3 separate regions of the Homo sapiens genome follow, and all the other regions are linked to region 2. A link is an interaction called in ENCODE POLR2A ChIA-PET data of the cell type or tissue named here. Cell type or tissue: GM12878. All regions are shown on one strand. Region 1 has its middle 65 kb from the start of IFNGR1. Region 2 holds the start of IL22RA2 (interleukin 22 receptor subunit alpha 2). Region 3 has its middle 27 kb from the start of IFNGR1.

Evidence for each region. Peaks named below come from ENCODE experiments on the same cell type or tissue, not always from the same donor. Only the 100,000 strongest peaks of a DNase experiment are listed, where the experiment ranks them.
Region 1: POLR2A ChIA-PET joins it to region 2 with 5 read pairs; 3 of 35 experiments call an interaction of 5 or more read pairs at or near these places.
Region 3: POLR2A ChIA-PET joins it to region 2 with 7 read pairs; 2 of 35 experiments call an interaction of 5 or more read pairs at or near these places.

The regions. Positions count from the first base shown.
Region 1 is chr6:137,283,084-137,285,583 of GRCh38, reverse strand. No RefSeq gene overlaps it. Among named protein-coding and RNA genes, the nearest start is that of IFNGR1, 65 kb to the right of the region's middle. In GM12878, no CTCF peak of the experiment used is centred here; a DNase peak (open chromatin) is centred at 1,413; H3K4me3 peaks cover 904 bases; H3K27ac peaks cover 2,197 bases.
Region 2 is chr6:137,171,384-137,173,883 of GRCh38, reverse strand. IL22RA2 (interleukin 22 receptor subunit alpha 2) reads left to right here and starts at 240. Exons shown (of 7, transcript NM_052962.3): 1 at 240-471. RefSeq lists enhancers at 1,266-1,485, 1,382-2,140. In GM12878, no CTCF peak of the experiment used is centred here; DNase peaks (open chromatin) are centred at 1,203, 1,593 and 2,465; H3K4me3 peaks cover 459 bases; H3K27ac peaks cover 2,500 bases.
Region 3 is chr6:137,245,596-137,248,095 of GRCh38, reverse strand. No RefSeq gene overlaps it. Among named protein-coding and RNA genes, the nearest start is that of IFNGR1, 27 kb to the right of the region's middle. In GM12878, no CTCF peak of the experiment used is centred here; a DNase peak (open chromatin) is centred at 937.

The DNA of each region.
Region 1 (2,500 bases), 110 kb before region 2:
GATCATGGCTCACTGCTGCCTTGAACTCCTGGGCTCAAGCAACCCTCCCACCTCAGCCTCTGGGGTAGCTAAGACTTACAGGCATGTGCCACCACACCCAGAAATTTTTTTTATTTTTTACAGATGGGGCCTTGCTATGTTGCCCAGGGTGGTCTCAAACTCCCAGCCTCAAGCAGTCCTCCTGCTTCAGCCTCCCAAGTCACTGGGATCACTAGCATGAGCCATCACACCCAGCTTATGGCAAATTTTTAAAATTAAAAGCGTAATCTATCTCTTGCATTCTTAGTCATGTTTAGCTTGTCTTCTAATTCAGGATTAGCTGCTGTAAGCCAGAGCACATTACTGTTTTTGGCACAAAATTCCTTCTTGCTGAAGCTCATCACCCTGCCTCCCCTGGCATTTGTTTACATGGTCAGTCTCTTTCCTTCCATCACCTTGTCATAGTCAGCAGGTGCCCCTGTGGCCTCATACTGTGCCACTGTCATTCTTCATGTCACTACTTGCAGCTAACACCCATATTGAAGGATGAGAAGAAGTTAAAGCACAATTCTAACACACAGTCTATCAAGGTTGAATTAATGTTCTCTCTCCAACTGATGATGAAAAAGATATTTACTTATATTGCTCATTTTAGGTTTTTCCATTATTACATGTAGCATAGAAAGGATGTTCCTCTTGAAAACAAGAGAAAAGGATCCAAAGATCACTGCTGGCTTCTTCCAGAGTCAGGACTATGTGGTAGATCATCCACAAGTTCTGCTTACTTGGAAAGAACAGAAATGTATGCCTATTTTCAGCTGAGCTAGAAAATCGTAAGCTTGTCAAAAGCCTCGGTTTCCCTTTCCCATTGCTATTTTTGTCCATCGAAACTGCCCAACAAAGCTTCCACTCTGAATCAAGTTCAGATCTGACTTCTCAGCTCCCATTCCCAGGCTGCATGTGCAGCTGGGGGAAATGTCATCCCTAGGGCACTAGGAGATCCAGGTGTGGCTTTCAGTTCTTCCAAAAATCTTTCTGCGTCCTGTTCCTGCAACTACTACACAGAAAAAAATAAAAACACATCTAGCCAGAACGTCACAGTCTTTCCCCCCAAAGCTTTTCGGCACATCTCCATTTCCATCTTCCCTCCTTTCCCAGCCTTGGGAGAAGAGCTGAATAAGGCCAACTCTCTCCCAGCGCTCTAAATCCAGGTCCCCTTAGAGACCTGCCTCCCTGCCTCCCTATTTACCTTCCTCCCTGTCTCCTCCCACACCCACCCAGCATAAGCTCTTGTCCCTCAGTCTATCTACGAGATTGTGTGAGTCTCTTCGGATATTTTAAGAAATGCTTCTTTAATGATGACTATGACTCTCTCCTTCCTGTCACAGTCAAACTGTGACAAACAGTAGTCAAAACTCAGTGTTTCTCTTTTCTCAACATCTATTTCCACTCCAACACTTTGAAAACTCTCCCTTGCCAATCAAGTCCTCTGAAACTGCTCTCACCAGAATATCTCTTGATTTCCTGTGACTAAATACAACAGATACTTTGATATGTTTACCCTGCTGACCACAAGGCAGCATTGTATCTATTCAACAAATACTCCTTCAGTCCTTGTTATGTGCCAAGAAGAAACATAAGCCATAAAATGAGGTTAAAGAATGATGGAGTGGAGGTGAGGGTAGAGGGCTCTAATTCTCTCTTTTTTTTTTTTTTTTTTGAGATGGAGTTTCGCTCTTGTTGCCCAGTCTGGAGTGCAGTGGCATGATCTCGACTCACTGCAATCTCCACCTCACAAGTTCAAGTGATTCTCCTGCCTCAGCCTCCTGAGTAGCTGGGATTACAGGCATGCGCCACCACACCCAGCTAATTTTTTGTATTTTTAGTAGAGATGGGGGTCTCACCATGTTGGCCAGGCTGGTCTCGACCTCCTGACCTCCTGATCATCTCAGGTGATCCACCGGCCTTGGCTTCCCAAAGTACTGGGATTACAGGCATAAGCCACCGTTCCCAGCCAGGGGCTTCAATTCTAAATAGATGTTCAGGGACAGTGACATGTGTGCAAAATCTTGAAGGAGATGAGGGTACAAGTCATAGTGATATATGGGGACAGAGAGTTCCAAGCAGAGGAAGAGCAAGTGCAAAGGCCCTGAGGCAGGAACAGGCCTGGCACACTCATGCCACAGAAGGAAGCCAATGCAACTACAGCAGAGTGAATCTGAGGAGAGGAGAGAGATGAGGGCAGAGAGGGGACAGGGTGGGGAGGGGCAGGTCATATAAAACTATGTGTGCCATTAGGTGGGCTTTGGTTTATTTCCAGAGAAGTGACATCATCAGTTTTGCATTTTTCACTCTGGCTGATGTAGGAAAAATATACCATAGGGGACAAGTGTGAGTTCTGTGATGACGTTAAGTGACACCAGAGAAGATGGTGGCACAGGTCAGAGGGATGATGGTAGAAGCAGTGAAAGTGGCCACATTTAACAGTGTTAACCACTTCTCAAATATATATATATATATT
Region 2 (2,500 bases):
GGCTCTGTAGTCTTGTTCATTTCTGCATCCCCGATGTCTAACACAGTGCCTGGCATATAACAGTTGCTCAATAAACATTTGTTTGACTGAATAAACGATTCGAGAAGCCAATGGACAAATGTTCTTTGACATCATTCTATCCCTTTATGGAATGTCTATTACAAGCAAAGAATAACACAAGAGGAGTTTCATAATACTCCTCAGGCCCTGAGGCTAACCAGATCTGATTTCAGCCCTCACTTTACCACTACTCGCTATAGAGCCCTGGTCAAGTTCTCTCCACCTCTCTATCTATGTCTCAGTTTCTTCATCTGTAACATCAAATGAATAATAATACCAATCTCCTAGACTTCATAAGAGGATTAACAAAGACAAAATATGGGAAAAACATAACATGGCGTCCCATAATTATTAGATCTTATTATTGACACTAAAATGGCATTAAAATTACCAAAAGGAAGACAGCATCTGGTAAGTAAACTTTATTTATTTATTTATTTATTTTTTTGAGATGGACTCTCGCTTTATCGCTGCCCAGACTGGAGCGCAGTGGCGCGATCTCGGCTCACTGCAAACCTCACCTCCTTGACTCAAGCAATTCTCCTGCCTCAGCCCCACTGAGTAGCTGGGATTACAGGCACACACCGTCACGCCTGGCTAATTTTTGTATTTTTAGTACAGACGGGGTTGCACCATGTTGGCCAGGCTGGTCTGGAACTCCACACCTCAAATGATCCACCCACCTCCGCCTTCCAAAGTGCTGAGATTACAGGTGTGAGCCACCGTGTCTGGCCACATCTTGTAGATAAACTTTAAAAATCTTTTTTCTTTGTTATGAACAATTTTAAGTACATACAAAAGTAGAGTATAATAAACCTGACACCCAATTTCAACAGTTATCAGCTCATGGATGGTAACCCCCTTTCCCAGGCCTTTGTATTATTTTGAAGCAAATCCCAGACATGACACCATTTCATCTGTAGTACTATAATAGGTAGCTCTAAAAAAAAATAAAAATAATAACCAAAATTCCACATCACACCTAAAAACAATGAAAAATGATTCCTTAATTAGATAAATGGTTGGTCTGCTGGAAGCCACAAGAAGAAAGGAAGAAGAGAATCAAATCTGTTCAAGACAGGGGCTTAAGCAAGTTCTCTCCAGAGTCAACACGATGATGGAAATACCCGTTGTCACCGTCAAGGTGGACTCTCCCTGCTGCGGAGTGGGGCCGAGGTCGGGGGAGGGCAGGGAATGAAGCCAGCATTTCATGCCTGAAAGGAGGCAGAGCGGAGATCCCCTAGTGACTAAAACTTTCTTACTTCCCAAACAAAACAGCATTTCATTTGAAACAATTCTGTACAAATTCTTCTGCTTCCAGATTGATGGGAAATTAGAATTTAATTTTATCTTTTCATCTACCTTGAGGCCTTGTTGACAGTGTTGGCTTTTATGCAGGTTCTATTACACAACTAGAGCTAATTGAACAGTGACAGAACTGGTCTGGTTTGTGAAATTTAATAGAGCACCAAAGCTCACGTTTTGGGGAGAATTCAGTTCTTAAATATGTTTTGCTTATCCCACTCCGCCTAATTTCCCCTCATTTGTTTGACAAAGTCAGCAACCCAGTGGAAACCTCAATTTCGTTCTCTGCTGCTCTCATCATAAAACCTCGAATTTAAATATTTTCCTTTTATTCTTAGCTGGAACTTGGAGCAATTTGGTGGCTTCAAAATGAGATCTATTGGTATTGAAGCCATTGAACATCAATAGTGCAAACCCACATTATCATCCCCCATTTAAATACCAAAGTAAATGTGAAGTGGTAAACATTAGCAGGGAAGTGAATAACAATGCTGAGAAGGTTGCAAGCTAAGGAGCATGAAGAGGTGAAAAGGGAACATAAAACGTGCTGCATGTTTCTTCTTTCAAAGCAGAAGCTACCTTATAAGCACCAAAAACTTCAGCTGGAGGAGATACAAGCCTGGATTCAGAAGACTGCCGTAGAACAGAGGCACTGGGAAACCTGATGTTATCCACACAAACCTTTCCACATAGGGCTGGCCTCAGAAAGCATGCAGCGCAACTGCCCTCCAATAACTGAAATTTGTTAAATGAAAATTGATAGTGGCCTGGTCCACTGGGATCTGGTTTCTGAGGAAATTTCTGATAAGCTCTCTTCTAAGACCCTTTGCTCAGGAATAAGGTTTTCCCTGCGTGGCCCCAGCTCCACCCAAGGCCTCACAGTCTCAGGCACCCGAGTGTCTAGAAATGTTCACAGGTGCTGGGTCATGGGGTTGGGATGGAGGGTCTACACTTGAGAACAACTCCTCTGCTCCTGTCTGTATGCAGAAGGCCATTCTTCCCTTTCTCTTTGAAGACTCTGCCTCCTCCACATCAGCAGCACCCAACCCTCTCCTTTTAGCACTTTCATTTTACCTGCTTCCCCTCCTACATTCTAGTCTTGGTTAATGGTTGTGATGGAGGGTGGGAGGCAAAG
Region 3 (2,500 bases), 74 kb before region 2:
AATAACATTCAGGAAAATATTGGAATTGAGTATTTCATTTGAAACAGGGCTTCCCAGAAGCCAAGAAAAACTGGGAACTAGCATGGCTTAGATAAGGATTTCCTAACCTATGACTCATTGAAGGCCCTGAAGTCAAAGGTAAGCTCCTGTTCATGTGGTTACCTGAGTGTCCTAGACACCCTTGCCCATGGAACTAAGTTTCCCTTTAATGTCCAAGTCAGGAATAATCTGAGTCTTCAGCAGGGTTGGGTGACCAAAGTCCAGTCTTTATCCAGCTTCTGACAAAATGGAATCTAGAAATTTCAAGGCAAGCCCATATGTGCCAAAGATCATCCTGATTGTAGCTTGCCATCCCAGTCAGACTTCTGGCTCTACAATGTAGTTCCTCCCAATTTCTTACCATTTTATATGAGTAATTCTACACATATAGCATAATTACAATATAAAATATTGGTTAAGGCCACAAACTTAGAGATCTAACAGACCTGGGTTTCAATCTTGTGTCAAGCACTTATTAGGTGTGAGCAAGTTGTTTAACATAGCTTCGGTTTCTTCATATGTAAAGTAAGGATTATAATATACACCTAAAAGACTATAGTGAGAATTAAATTCAGTAAAGCATGTGCCTGGGTCATCCGATGTACTCTGTGAATGGTAGCTCTTGCAGAATTATTAATTTTTGCAACAGAGTCTTCTAAAAAGATGCAGAAACCTTAATTCCATAGGACCATTTCTCATATCAACATTCAAGAATGTCAAAGACATTCAAATAAGGCAGATTAAGTTACATTAGTAAAGGCAACTTTACAAAGAGTTACACTAAATAATTCTGGTGATCTAATTTGATATTGTGATTTAATTTGAAACAAGCTAGAACCTGAAATCGTACTAGGGGTGAATGGTTAATATTTTACTTAAACTGTCATCAATATCAGCTACCTTAATTGCACTTTCCTCATGAATTGAGTCAACTCGAAACTGAGCTTTTGGGTGAATTCATAGAATACAAGTATTATTTGTTGTAAACTGAGACTAGATGCACAGGTTCCAGATGTGTACATGGCAAACTTTACTTCTTATTTGGAAATTATGAAGTATGTTTTGCTTGCTAAATAAGTGGGAATTTGCTCCAATCTTGTAAGGAGGGGGAAAACAAGGGTAGTGAAATTCATCTCCCAGAGAGCACTTCTCCTTTTGCTTCCTAGAATATCACCAAGAAGGGCATGTAGATCTTCCTTAAAACAGGATGAGAGAGTTTTTGCCTCACAATCAAAACTTCTGCATTCAGTTTTACAAAGCTCACTCACAAACAATTAACGGTGTTTGGGTCAAAATTGAGAAGTTAAAGTATTTTTGAAATAACAAATCCCAAACAACAAGCAAATGTATTAAAGGATTTGTTCAAATCAACCTTTTAGTAATCTGTTCTTCTCTTTAAGTAGCACTTAACTGCTGTAGCACTGAGAAATAATGCTGTCACAGTGGTGTGCAGCCTGCTCTAGCTGCTCATCCAAAGTCTTATTTATTTAGCGGTCATTTACTTCACAGTTATTATGCACTAAATTATACTAGCTTAAGTATAGCATACTATATATTTATATTTATATTTTTCTAACATAGTTTTTCCTCACAATGAAACAGACTTGTCCTTCATACTAAACTTGGTGAGGCAGTCCAGGTCAGTGTTCTAGGACAGGTGCCCCCAGTCCCCAGGCCGTGGACCAGGGCCAGTCCATGGCTTGTTAGAAACCAGGCTGCATAGCAGGAGATGAGCGGCAGCGAACATTACCGCCTGAGTTCCACCTCCTGTTTAAAAATTAAACAGAAAAAAACAATTTAAACATAAATAAGTCTAAAGATCATAGACAAAGTGGTTTTCCTTTTTTTTAGTTTTTTATGTTTTTTATGATCAGCAGGTGGCATTCAATTCTCCTAGGTGTACGAACCCTATTGCGAACTGCACATATGAGGGATCTAGGTTGCATGCTCCTTATGAAAATCTGAAGCCTGATGATCTGAGGTGGAACAGTTTCATCCCGAAGCCATCCCCTGCCCTCATCTGTGGAAAAACTGTCTTCCACAAAACTGGTCCCAGGTGCCAAAAATGTAGGGAACTACTGTTCTAGGACATACCTTAAGCATCTTAAGGAAGGGAATATAAAGATGCATAAAAGATTCTAGTTCCTCACCAGATGGTGAACTAATGCTGAATACCATCATTCCTCCCCAAACTGAGCCCAGAAGTGTCATGGTGAAAAGAAAGTGGATGATGGATCAGGACATAAAGACTCTGAGAAACCCTAGTCAAGATAAAAAAGCCTGTATCCCAGGGTTGGAGCAGAAGAGACCACAGGTGCAGCAGGCGGGGATGGGCTGCGGAGAGCTTTCTGGTGGTGGCCATTTCTCCACCACGTGTGCCCTGCTGGATCATCACCAGCCAGGATCTATGGCACTTGTCAGAGGCTGTGGCATCACATCAGGACAACCCTGAAACCAGGTC